Regions from separate parts of the Homo sapiens genome. Here region 2 is linked to region 1. The links are chromatin contacts, found by Hi-C in ENCODE. All regions are on one chromosome and are shown on one strand. The core of a region is the stretch at or near the end of the contact, and the rest is flanking DNA. Distances in the headings are between cores, read along the strand shown.

Region 1 (3,378 bases), core at 597-3,096:
CAGGAAAAATTTATTGGTCTAAAACGGTCTAATTCTGCCTCTTTGATCTCCTAGCCTTCTTGTTTGCTTCATCTTCCTTTAACTTTCTTGGGTTTTTATTTCCTTCCAGAAGGCGATGCGACTGGGATTATTTAGGTCTTTTCTTTTTGTCTTACTCCCTCTATTCTCCATCGGAGACAAGGTATCATCTGATCCGCCATAAAGGCGTCCCCGGATGTTGTCCCTCACTCCACACCCCTACCCCCAGGCTTCCGTGGCCCGGGAGGAGACAGCCCAGCGCCCACCTGCCCCACCAGCCCCCGCCTTCCTACCCAAGCCCCGGTGGTTCACTGCGCAGGAACTGGGGCTCCGTGGCGTCCCGATCTGAACCCTCCCTCCACCTTTTGTATTCCTGGGGCCCCCTGAGAGGGTGCGGTAAACGGGGACGGCCTGGACCCTCTGAAAGTGATGGGAAGTGCTCAGTACACAAGGAACTAAACTCTACAATTTACAGGAGAATTTCCGGGGCAATTCCATTGTGAGGTCGGGTTTATGGTGTGTAATCGAGCTGAGCAGTAAAAGGTGGCCGGGCTTCCAGCGCAGCCGGGCAGTTTATGAGGCGTTTAGGGGAAGGGTTCTCCCCACCATCCTCCACCGAGCGGTGGGCGGCAGGGGCTTCAGCTGGTGCAACATGGTGCAGGGGTCGGAGGCCTGGAAGGTAGGAATTGGAGGCCTGGATGGGAGGAAGTGAGACCACTGTGCGCTCAGCTCCATGTGAGCTGGTACTTGGATAGGTGAAGCCTCCACAGCTGGGTGGCCTTTAGGGGGTGGTTTCCCCTATTTGTTTTCGGTGTCTTCAAAAGAAAAGGAAGTCCACAGTGGGTTGCAGTCCCTAGACGCCAGAGCCCCCTCTCCAAATCCGCTCTAAAGCATGTATTGTTCCCAGGCACCCCGGCCTACCCCAGAAACCTTCCAGTATTGGGAGTGCCTGGAAGGGTGCAGGCCCGAGATTTTTCCAAGCTGGGGGAAACAGCCCTGGCTCCCCATGCGCCAGAGGGGAACCAGAAGTTGTGGAAAGGACAAAGGAATCTTTAGCAATTTATCGGACTGCTGGAGCCAGCCAGGTGCCCAGGAGCGAAGGCACAGAGCCTGCAGCACTACAGCGTCCGGGAGGAGGGAGGGGAACCCCACGTTAATAAATCTGTTGGCAAATGAGTCTCATTAATAGATAAATATTTCACTGCTTCCTTTAGGGCGGATAAACAGTGTGCCTCCGATTAAGGAAAGGAAGCTGGGAGACGTTGACTTTATTCGAACCACATGGCTCCAGTTTGCGGTGGCAATCTCTCTGCAGCTGCAAGAGATGCTGCGCCTTCCCCGTCTGGATCCGAGTCTAAGTCCGGCCTGTCGCCCACTGGACCTGGGTGAGAGAAGACTTGGGCAGAGTCGATCTGCTCATAGCTGAGTCCTGCCCACAAGGCCACCGCGGGGCAGGCTGTTGCGGGGGACAGAGACCCTTCCAGGGTCTGGGCAGGCGGACAGGAGAGGGATGGGGAGGATCCCAAGCTTGGTCCAGGGCTCACTAGCAGGAGTCGGCGGGGGGGCGGGGTGGGGGGTGCTGCGTGGGGCCGGGCCGCCTGGCGTCCGCAGACCCCAGTGCGGAGGTTGGCCGCCAGCTGGGCGCTCCCGCGGAGCCTCCAGGTCTTTTTCCGCGGGACGCGCCAGGCCCGCCGGGCGCGGGCGGATTCTTTGGCCGCATATTTGAGCCTCTTGCCCTTCCATTCTAGGCGGCTGCGGGCCCTGCGGAGCGAGACCACCTGTGAGGACTGCTGAGATTGGCGGAGGCGGTCATGTGGGCGGTCACGTGCTGCGGCGAGCTCCGTCCAAAAGAAAATGGGGTTTGGTGTAAATCTGGGGGTGTAATGTTATCATATATCACTCTACCTCGTAAAACCGACACTGAAAGCTGCCGGACAACAAATCACAGGTCAAAATTATGAGTTCTTCGTATTATGTGAACGCGCTTTTTAGCAAATATACGGCGGGGGCTTCTCTGTTCCAAAATGCCGAGCCGACTTCTTGCTCCTTTGCTCCCAACTCACAGAGAAGCGGCTACGGGGCGGGCGCCGGCGCCTTCGCCTCGACCGTTCCGGGCTTATACAATGTCAACAGCCCCCTTTATCAGAGCCCCTTTGCGTCCGGCTACGGCCTGGGCGCCGACGCCTACGGCAACCTGCCCTGCGCCTCCTACGACCAAAACATCCCCGGGCTCTGCAGTGACCTCGCCAAAGGCGCCTGCGACAAGACGGACGAGGGCGCGCTGCATGGCGCGGCTGAGGCCAATTTCCGCATCTACCCCTGGATGCGGTCTTCAGGTAGGCGCAGTCGCTAGGCGGGCCAGGCTGGCGGAGCGGGACCGGGAGCGGGGAGCGCAGCGCTGGGGAGCGCGGAGCGCGGGGCGCGGGGCCGGAAGAGCGGAGCCAGGCTGTTGCGAGCCGGTAGCCCCGTGACTCCCGGCGCAGCCTTTCTGGTTTTAATTGGAGCGGAGGCGCCATTGCGTGGAGCCCATAGCATTGTATGTAAATGAGGCTCATAAAACTTTTTATGGCCCAATTAATGGGTTCGATCCTCGTAAATTTATTTAACTCCATTTGTCTTGGAATTTTAACATTAAGTTTGTTCGCTATTCTGTCTCTCTTTCTCCCTCCTCTGTCACCCTCCCTCCCTTTCTTCTTCTCTCTCTCCTCATTTTCCTTGCTGCCTGACATTTCTTTCTCAAAAGCTAGGAGAGCCAAGCCCTCCAGGGCCTCTCACCCGACCCTGTGCCAGGGTCCATTTCAAGATGGGGGCGAGGGAATGAGGACAGAGGGTCGGGGTGCCCTAGGAAGGTCCTGGGGATGAGGGCTCAGGCTGCTGGGAAGAGTCGCCCACTTGCCTAGCAAGGCAGGGGAATGGCCGGGCTCATCTTTGAATGGCAAAAGTGCAGCGTTTCCCACTTGCTCACACTCTATATTTACAGTTTTCCTTTGTCAGAGGAAGCAGGACATTGTGGAAGCTTAGCCGGCTGGAAAGGTCGGTTGTAAAGTTGAGATTCTGTGCCTTTGCTCATTACAGAGCTGCCTGCGCGTCTGGCACTGCAGTTGGGGTCTTTCCCTAACACTCCCCCTCCTCCCCTAGCTCAGTTCGGGGCCTGGGGCAGAGGGGGATGCTCGCTGGGGACTAGGCCAGGAGGAAGGTGCGGGCTCTGGGACAGCAGCCTAACGAGTGCCCTGTCTACTTGTCTGTCCTTGTGTTCATGTGTCTGCATGTCTGTTCTCAGGACCTGACAGGAAGCGGGGCCGCCAGACCTACACGCGCTACCAGACGCTGGAGCTGGAGAAGGAGTTCCACTTCAACCGC
Region 2 (3,378 bases), core at 374-2,873, 2.4 Mb before region 1:
CTTTTACTCCCCAGAGCCCAATCTTGCGTCTGTTTGAAGTCACCCCCGGCTGACGGTTGAGATGAAGCCAAGTATCAAATGGCCTCTTCCCTTAGTTTTGTATTAAAATATGCACCGAGTCTGTACGACGCAACTCAACTCTGGAGAATTTCAGTTACAAAGTAAAGGCTTCTCTTCTTTTCCTTGTGCAATTCCCTCCTCCCAAGGAGAAAGAACGCAACAAGGAACTCCGAAACAATGTGCTTCTTCCCCAAGCTTCTAAGACCCCCCCTCTGCAGAGCGAAAGGCCGCTTCTGAGCACTTAGGTGCGGGTACAGCAAGCGAGACTCCCAGCCCACTTTCTGTGCGGGGTCTCTTGGGCGCTGCCACCAGCAACGGCAGGATTCGCCTGCGCCGCGGCTCACTTCCAGGTTTCCGCTCGGCTCCTTCCCAGCCCACGCGCCGGGCGCTCCTGGGATTGGCGATCGCGCTGGAGAGGGAAACTTCGGCGGTGTTTGTTGTAGGAGGTTCTCCTCCCGGAACCGCCAGGGAGAGGAAGTCTGATCGCCTACGGGAGGCGGCGGGGCGGCCTCGGCTGCGCCCCGAAACCGCAACACCGGCTCCTCCCCAGGATGCCCTGAGGACACACTCGGGCAGCGACTTGAAAACAATACAAGAAAAAACGGCCAAAAGTTCTTTCGGTACAAAAGGCACCCACGCCCTCAGGCACAATTAGCAACTGCGTCTGCAAACATCCCATTCCCTCCTACTTTGCAGATCGGAAAAGCAACCCGTACCCCCAAGTCATTTACTAACAGTGGTGGTAAGGTGTCCTGATGCTGCTTCCTCTCCTCTAACCTACATTTTCTTCTTCACAATCATCAACTTTGTGAGCACGGAAGGGCTTTGTACGAATTGCGCAAGGAAAAGATGGCAAATTACTCAAAAGTACAGAAAACGGAGTCCTGGAGCGTCCGTGGTTTTCAGCCTCTCTTAGGGCTCCGGGAGGCGGGTACCTGGGAGGTACCAGGCAGCACCCCAGGGTGACCCCCGGGGCCAGGCTCTGTCTCGGCGGACGCCGAACCACCCCCAGTCGCTCACCTGCTCGGGCTTAACAGGACCCGGAGGCCTCGCGCGGTGAACGCGGCCGAGAGCACGAAGGGGGCGCGCTCGGGTCAACCTGGAAGCCGGGGCTCGAGTCCCTGGGCGCGGACTTGGAGAGATCAGGCTTCTGGAAAGTGTACAGGTCGGAATTCCCGCAGCCCAGCTAAATCAAGTGCTGCTGCTGGTCTCCTCTGGCACCTCCAATTGCTGCGCGCTGCGGCGGAAGCCCGGGGCTCGCAGCGCAGTCTGTTCTGGTCGGAGGGGGCGGCGGCGAGGGGCCGCCAGACTCGCTGCCCGGGTGGAAGGTCCAGGGCGGCTTTCCGGGCTAGTAGTGTTTCATTCGCCGGCGCGTCCCTCTTCCCTGCTAGCACCGCCCGGGAGCCGGCTGAGAGATGGGACCCTGGCTGTTCACTCCGGCGCATCGAACTTGCCTACGCGTCCGTAGGAACGCAAAAAAGACATCTGCCCACCTGCTGGTTATTTGCCAAGTGATTCGGGAAACCAGAACCCTGGGGCAGCTGGGGGAGAAAAGAAAATAACCCAGGAGGCGGTCACCGCTGCCACAGGTGCAGGTAGGAACTTCGCGTTCCCACCCTCCAGGGGAGGAGATTGGATCAGGCGCCAGCCTTGAGGTGTCTGATTGGAGAAAAGCTGTGCAGTGCCGCTCCCCCGACCGACTCCTTGAGAAGAAACGGCGGAGACCTGAGACCCGGAGGCTGAGGCTGTAGGTGGGCTCCGCTGGGTAAAAGTTGCCGCAGCAGCTGTCCCTTGGCCCCATCGCGATTTATTTTTCCCCCTTGCTTTCCGGGTCCCGGGATCCCAAGTTTGTAACTAACGGGAGCGAATCCACACCCGAGCAAAATGTTTGCGAGTTTCAGGCGCCCTTAGTTGAAAGGCTGTAATTAACAAGTCCGCTGTTTGCCAGCCAGGCGCCGTTGCAGGCGCTTTCTGTGGATTGTCATTTATTTCTCACAGCAACCCTAGGAGGTAGGTATTGTTATTATTATTATTCTCACTCGACAGGCGAGGAAACCCTAGCACGGGAAAATGGTTGCTCAGGTTTGCCTGTCTGGTACGTGGCAGAGCAGGGTTGGAACCCAGGGGGCCTGACTCTAGCTTCTACGGTCTTAACCACCACAACCTGCCAGTCTGAGACTCTTAACACGACTCAGTGAGGATGTGAATTTCCTTCTTTCAGGCCTGGAAGTCCATGGACAGCCACCCAACGAGGGCAGTGTAAATCCAGCCCTGAGCCACTGCAGGAAGTGAACCGGGGATTGCACTCCTGGTCACATAAGAGTACTTTTTTTTTTTTTTTTTTTTTGAGACGGAGTCTCGCTCAGTCGCCGAGGCTGGACTGCAGTGGCGCGATCTCGGCTCACGGCAAGCTCCGCCTCCCGGGTTCACGCCATTCTCCTGCCTCAGCCTCCCGAGTAGCTGGGACTACAGGCGCCCGCCACTGCGCCCGGCTAATTTTTTGTATTTTCAGTAGAGACGGGGTTCCCCGTGTTAGCCAGGATAGTCTCGATCTCCTGACCTCGTGATACGCCCGTCTCGGCCTCCCTCCCAAAGTGCTGGGATTACAGGCGTGAGCCACAGCGCCCGGCCAAGAGTACTTTTTATTCATTTGACATAAAGATATTGGCACAGGGCATTTTCACTAATGAAGGCAGAGGTGCAGCTTGCTTCATCTTCCAGGATGCTCTTGTTTCAAAAAACGATTTTGATGTTCCTTGAGCTCATATGCAAGCATAACTCCCCTGAAGGACTGGGTGTGGAGCAACTGAGCATCTCTGTTGTGAAAACTGTTTGCAGTATAAAAGCAGTGAAAGACAGCCGGGCAAGATGGCTCAAGCCTGTAACCCTAGCGCTTTGGAGGCCGAGGCGGGTGGATCACATGAGACCAGGAGTTTGAGACCAGCCTGGCCAACATGACAAAACCTTGTCTCTACTTAAAAATAATAATAAAAAACAAGGTGGGTGTAGTGGTGCACGCCTGTATTCCCAGCTATTGGGGAGGCTGAGGCACAAGAATCATTTGAACCTGGGAGGTGGAGGTGGCAGTGAGCTGAGATCCGGCCACTGCACTCCAGCCTGGGTGACAGAGTGAGACTCTGTCTGTAAAAAAAAAAAAAAAAAAAAAAAGTAGTGAAAGACATACTGCCTAACTCAAATAATTTGCAATATAGAATTAGTAGAAAAAATTTTTAGAGAGTATTTCAATTTGTGAAAGATAAAAATATGAATATATGATTTACTTTTTAGTTTGGGATTCTTTGAATTTCTATGATATGC

The links. A loop is a pair of places that touch in the nucleus more often than their neighbours do. Pooled maps may share reads with other maps.
Region 2: a loop to region 1 is called in a pooled map, with 14 times the contacts of the local background. The contact joins the promoter of PRR15 here to the promoter of HOXA7 in region 1. A Hi-C loop is called at or near these places in 3 of 37 single-sample maps with no recorded cell type and 3 of 50 pooled maps.

Annotation. Positions count from the first base shown.
Region 1 is chr7:27,155,143-27,158,520 of GRCh38, reverse strand. It overlaps HOXA7 (homeobox A7), which reads left to right and starts at 1,846. Exons shown (of 2, transcript NM_006896.4): 1 at 1,846-2,354; 2 at 3,299-3,378. The coding sequence starts at 1,976. It overlaps HOXA-AS3 (HOXA cluster antisense RNA 3), which reads right to left. Exons shown (of 3, transcript NR_038832.1): 3 at 2,593-3,378.
Region 2 is chr7:29,562,080-29,565,457 of GRCh38, reverse strand. PRR15 (proline rich 15) reads right to left here and starts at 1,623. Exons shown (of 2, transcript NM_175887.3): 1 at 1,081-1,623. PRR15-DT (PRR15 divergent transcript) reads left to right here and starts at 1,767. Exons shown (of 2, transcript NR_183550.1): 1 at 1,767-2,070.